Regions from separate parts of the Homo sapiens genome. Here region 2 is linked to region 1. The links are chromatin loops, found by intact Hi-C in ENCODE. Cell type or tissue: CD4-positive, alpha-beta T cell. All regions are shown on one strand. Each heading gives the region's core, and the rest is flanking DNA. Links, peaks and the distances in the headings are about the cores only. Region 1 holds the start of SLA2 (Src like adaptor 2). Region 2 overlaps DLGAP4-AS1 (DLGAP4 antisense RNA 1).

What was found. A loop is a pair of places that touch in the nucleus more often than their neighbours do. Peaks named below come from ENCODE experiments on the same cell type or tissue, not always from the same donor. Only the 100,000 strongest peaks of a DNase experiment are listed, where the experiment ranks them.
Region 2: it touches region 1 in a loop (13-fold over the local background); 3 of 110 quality-filtered maps call a loop at or near these places.

Annotation. Positions count from the first base shown.
Region 1 is chr20:36,644,689-36,647,598 of GRCh38, reverse strand. SLA2 (Src like adaptor 2) reads left to right here and starts at 1,403. Exons shown (of 8, transcript NM_032214.4): 1 at 1,403-1,762. In CD4-positive, alpha-beta T cell, for the core only: no CTCF peak of the experiment used is centred there; a DNase peak (open chromatin) is centred at 1,368; H3K4me3 peaks cover 1,563 bases; H3K27ac peaks cover 1,886 bases.
Region 2 is chr20:36,555,099-36,558,008 of GRCh38, reverse strand. All of the region lies in intron 2 of DLGAP4-AS1 (DLGAP4 antisense RNA 1), which reads left to right. Among named protein-coding and RNA genes, the nearest start is that of MYL9, 15 kb to the right of the region's middle. In CD4-positive, alpha-beta T cell, for the core only: CTCF peaks have their summits at 1,103 and 1,302 (motif pointing left); a DNase peak (open chromatin) is centred at 1,328.

The DNA of each region.
Region 1 (2,910 bases), core at 142-2,641:
CCCTGCCAAGGCCCACATCCCTGAGTGGCTGTCACCCATTCTAACGTCCTGATTAGAACTCTCTTGCAGAAGTGTGCCTCCACTCTGGCTCCTTCAGCTCTGTGTGCCAAGTGCCTACAAGGATAAAAATCAAACCAGCCTTCCCTAGGATCAAAGGAGAACCTGAGCAGGAGTGCTGTAGCTGGCAAGGCCCCAGAAAGGGCTGCATGGGCTGAGCTGGAGTCAGGAATCATTTCAGTGCAGTGGGCCCTTTGTCTCCAAGAGTACTAATCCCCCTAATGGGGAAGCAGCGAGAGGGTGTGGTTAAATCTTAATGAAGAGTGGGACTGAAGGTAACACACTGATCAAAGACAATTCAGCCAGAGTCAGATTCTTTATCCTAGACCAGTGATTCTCAAGCTTGGGCATGGACTGTGGCTCATGCTTGTAATCCCAACACTTAGGGAGGTGGAAGTGGGAGGAACAATTGAGGCCAGGAGTTTGAGATTAGATGGAGCAGCACAGTGAAACCTCATCTGTACAAAAAAAATTTAAAATTAGCCAGGAGTGCTGGTGCACACCTGTAGTCCTAGCTACTCAAGGCTGAGAAGGGAGGATTACTTGAGCCTGGGTCAAGGCTGCACTAAGCTATGATTGTGCCACTGCACTCTATCCTGGGTGACAAAGCAAGACCCTGTAAAAAAAAAAAAAAAAAAAAAAAAAAAAAAATCAAGCCTGGGCATGCATCGGAATCACCTGGAGGCATGAAAACAGATTGCTGGGCCTACCTCCAGAGTATGATTCCATAGATCTGGGATGCGGCCTGAGAATTTGCATGTCTAACAAATTCCCGCTGAGGCTGCTGGTCTAGGGACCATACTTGGAGACCACTGTCCAGATACTGCTGCTATTCAAAGTGTGGTCCCCAGACTGGCAACATGGGGGTCACCTGGGAGCGTATTAGAAATGCAAAATACTGAACTCTGCCCCAGACCTTCTGAATCAGAGCCTGCAGTGCAACAAGATCCCCAGGTGATTCCTATACACATTAAAGGCTGAGAAGGCAGTGCTTCCCACACTCGTCAGTCAAGGGAATCTCCTGCAGGGTTTAAAATTTAGATTCCTGGGCTCCCTATCTGGAGACTTGGATTTAGAAAGTTTGGGAGATCCCAGAAATTGCTACAATTAAGTCCCGCTGAGTGATTATTATGGTCAGGCCAGCATGGGAACTCCGGCTCATTTTCCTCAGTCCTGTGTTCCTTGGACAAGACTAAGCCACAAAGCCAGAGAAAAACCTTTTGCTCCACGATCATGACAAGGCAGCAGCTGCTCCCCTAGAAACAGGAACTTGGGGAAGGTGGCTCCTCGACGGTCTGTGATGCCGTCAGAGGAAACGGGTGGTTGTGAGAACCACAGAGTCTGCAGTCGGAGCTAGAGCTCCAAGGACCCCACGCCTGTGTCTCTGTGACAGAGCTCAAAGGGCCCTGGGCCTTCCCTCCCTGGCTCGGCTGTGCTTGGGAGGGTTCCCCAGTCCAGAATCCCTAAGGAGCATGGGGCAGCTGATCCATCCCTGGTGTACAAACTGCTGACTGCAGACAGATGCTGAGCTACCCAAACCAACACCTAGCCTCTCCCTGAAGATCCTCCCAGGCTGAGAGAGTTCTGGGTGTCCTAGGACCAAGGACACTGGCAGACTTCCAGAAGGGCCCCCAAAGCCCTAACCTGTCCAGCCAGAGCATGCGTCTCAGCAGAGCTGTCTTCCCAAGCCTTTGATGACAAACCAGTAAGTATGCTTGCTTTTGTTCTTGGATGGCCTGGAGACAGGTGAGGAAGAATGGTCTCCCCTGCCCCGACTGGGACTGGGCTTTATTTGCTGTTGGGAAAAAAACAAGCTCAAGGAGAAGGGGGAGTGGTTCTACTGAGGCTGTAAAGAGGGGTGGTTTCTGGGGGTCCCAGAAGAACCAAGACTCACCTGCTCCACCTTTGACCTCCTCTTGGAGCTTACGCTCTTCCGTGCAGCTTGTCTTCACGCCCGTCCTAGTCCCATCTCAGGTGCGCACTTGCTGTGTGACTTTGGGCCCCTCTCTGCGCTGCAGTCAGACTCCAAAGTCAGGAACGTGAGGGCTACCATCTCTCAAGACATTTCAGCTGTAGAGCCTACAGTGCACTCTCACTCTCAAAGGGGTGATATTTCTCAATTGGAAGAGAGGGAGAGGTCTCCCTTTAACTCAATCCAAATTCATTTTTTTTTTTGAGTTGGGGTCTCATTCTGTTACCCAGGCTGGAGTGCAGCGGCGTAATTATGACTAACTATAGACTTGAACCACTGGGCTCAAGTGATCCTCCTGCCTTAGCCTCCCAAGTAGCTGAGACTACAGGCATGTACCACCATGCCCAGCTAATTCGTTATATTTTTGTAGAGATGGCAGGCGGTGGTGGGGGTGGGGGTGGGGGTTCTCACTATGTTGCCCAGGCTGGTCTCGAACTCCTGGCCTCAAGCAATCCTCCTGTCTCAGCCTCCTAAATTGCTGGGATTACAGGCATGAGCCACTGTGCCTGGCCAAATTCATCACTCTTACCCCCACTGCTGAAAAATGATCTTCAGAAGCACAAAATACACATGATGGCAGGCCCAGTCCTGCACGAATGGGCTACATGAACAGAATCACATGGTTGTCCTCTCAGGGACTTGGTCACTGTATCTGAAATGGGACCCAAGTGAGATACTGAAAAAAAAAAAAAAAAAAAAAACACAATATTCTGGGCAGCGTGCTCATCTCGGCTGCCGTTGACTAACTTTTTCCTTTCACCCGATGCCTCATGTCCTCCGGAAAGTGCCTGGCACATAGTAAGTTTTTCAAAAATTTGTAGAGTTAATGATTTGATGCTGTCTTACAAAATGTGCGGCTAATACTCTGCCTCCTCCTAGGC
Region 2 (2,910 bases), core at 191-2,690, 90 kb after region 1:
TTGCCTCTTTGAGCCTCTATTTCCTCATCTGTTAAGTGGGGATGATATCCAGTTTGCTGGCATAAGACTCACTTACCCTTTTCCCCCTTTCTAAAAAATGCCTTCTGCAATTTAATTTTAATTTTAATTTTTGTTTTTGTTGTTTTTTGGAGACACAGTCTCGCTCTGTCACCCAGGTTGGACTGCAGTGGCACAATCTCAGCTCACTGCAGCCTGGACCTCCCAGACTCAGATGATCCTCCCACTTTAGCCTCCTTAGTAGCTGGGACTACAGGCATGCACCTTCATGTCAGATTAATTTTTGTATTTTTTGTAGAGATGGGGTGTTGCCATGTTGCCCAGACTGGTCTTGAACTCCTGTGCTCAAGTGATCCGCCTACCTTGGTCTCCCAAACTGCTGGCATTGCAGCTGTGAGCCGCCTTGCCTGGCCTATTCTGCAGCTTCCCTGCCGTCTTTTTTTTTTTGAGACGGAGTTTTGCTTTTGTTGTCCAGTGCAATGGCGTGGTCTCGGCTCACTGCAACCTCCACCTCCCGGGTTCAAGCGATTCTCCTGCCTCAGCATCCCAATTAGCTGGGATTACAGGCATAGGCCACCACACCTGGCTAATTTTTTGTATTTAGTAGAGATGGGGTTTCACCATGTTAGTCAGGCTGACCTTGAACTCCTGACCTTAGGTGATCCACCCGCCTCAGCCTCCCAAAGTGCTGGGATTACAGACATGCACCACCGCGCCTGGCCTTTTTTTTTGAGACTGAGTCTTGCTCTGTTGCCCGGGCACTCCACTCACTGCAACCTCTGCCTCCCAGGTTCAAGTGATTCTCTTGTCTCAGCCTCCCTAGTAGCTGGGATTACAGGAGCCTGCCACCATGCCCAGCTAATTTTTGTATTTTTAGTAGAGACGGGATTTCACCATGTTGGCCAAGTTGGTCTGGAACTCATGACCTCAAGTGATCCGCCCACCCCAGCTTCCCAAAGTGCTGGGATTACAGGTGTGAGCCACCATGGCCAGCCTTCCTTACCATCTTATAACATGCCCATATTGTGGATGGAAGAGAATGGTGCAAAGTGGGGCCCTTGGGCACCCCAATATAACATGCCCATATTGTGGATGGAAGAGAACGAGTTAGGCTCTTGAGGGCTTCATAGGCCTGGGGCTGCTGGTCCCTTGAGATTGCTTTCTAGCATCTTGCAGTTTGGGGGACCTTACAGGTGCCAAAGAGGCCATCCGTTGTCTGGGAAAGCAGACGGGGCCAGGAATTCTGAGCATCGCGGCCCAAATTCGCTGGGTGACCTTCGTCGTCCCCTAGTGGTGAAGTGTGGCAACATCATATCCGGCAGGAATGGGTTTTGTGGCTTTGTGCCAGATTTTGTTGACTTTTGCTGCAGGTGCTGGGTAGGAATTCCCTCAGTATATTTTTTGCACTGTGGCTTGCTTTTTAGTTGCTGTTATTTGCTTGGGTGCAGTTCTCGTATTTGCTTTTACACCATTATATTTATTGAATGGGGCTTCAGTTGCCAGCAAATCCTGTGTGTTTTGTTACTATATACATGTTGAGCATCCCTGATCTGAAAATCCAAAGTCTGAAATTCTCCAAAATTTGAAACGTTTTGAGCACCAACATGACGCCACGAGTGGAATATTCCATAATTCACCATGTGTGACGGGTCACAGTCAAAACTTTGTATTGTGCACAGAATGATTAAAAATATTGTATGCCAGCCTGGGCAACATGATGAAACCCCGTGTCTACAAAAAATACAAGAATTAGCCAGGTGTGGTGGCGCACACATGTAGTCACAGTTACTTGTGGGGGCTGAGGCAGGAGGATTGCTTGAGCCCAGGGTGTCAAGGCTGCAGTGAGCCATGATCGCACCATTGTACTCCATTCTGGGTGACAAAGATAGACCCTGTCTCAAAAAAAAGATCTCTGGGTATTTGCGGCGCGTCCCATCTGGCTCCACATCCTTCTCCTTACCTTGCCCCATTCTCTAGCCCAGAGACCACGGGCAAAGTTCCTCCTTCAGTTTGGCTTTGTTCTTTTTTTAAGATAGAGTTTCGCTCTGTTGCCCAGGCTGGAGTGCAGTGGCGCGATCTCTGCTCACTGCAACCTTTGCCTTCCAGGATCAAGTGATTCTCCTGCCTCAGCCTCCCCAGTAGCTGGGATTACAGGCATGCACCACCACGCCCGGCTAATTTTGTATTTTTAGTAGAGACAGGGTTTCTCCATGTTGGTCAGGCTGGTCTCGAACTCCCGACCTTAGGTGATCTGCCCACCTCGGCCTCCCAAAGTGCTGGGAGTACAGGCATGAGCCCCTGCGCCTGGGCGATTGGCTTTGTTTTTTCATCAGTTAAAGGTAATGACCAGGGTTCCTCCTGAATTCCAGATAGACCTCAATCAGTTCTTGTGTCCTTTCTCCATCCATGCTTGTCCTTATTGAGGTTTATTCATCAGGTAGGACCCTGTTAATTTCAGGTACTATCTTATATAAGCTTCACTCTTTCTCTCTTCCCAGTCAGCGTGGCCCCATCTCTTCCTTGTCCTCCTCACTTGCATATGACACACTGCATTCAGGACACAAGGCCATCAATATGTCCCCAGGCACTACCTCTAAGCCCCACCTCACCCTAGGAATCCACTCTTGAGGGTTTTGAATGGGTCCTTGGCTATGTATGAAGAGTCCCCTGGGCAATTCTGCAGTGGTTAAGTCTGCATGTTTTAAAATTACACTGAAGTTCTTGGGCGATACTCTCATCCCATGTCTTTTCTCCCTCATATTGCTTTTGATATGCAGCCCTGTTGAGGTATGGACATTGAGTCCTGCATGGTATCCACAGTATGCATTCATCACGTTTCACTTACTGATTTTCCTCTTGATAGATAAGTAGGTCCCCTCCAGTTCCCTGTTA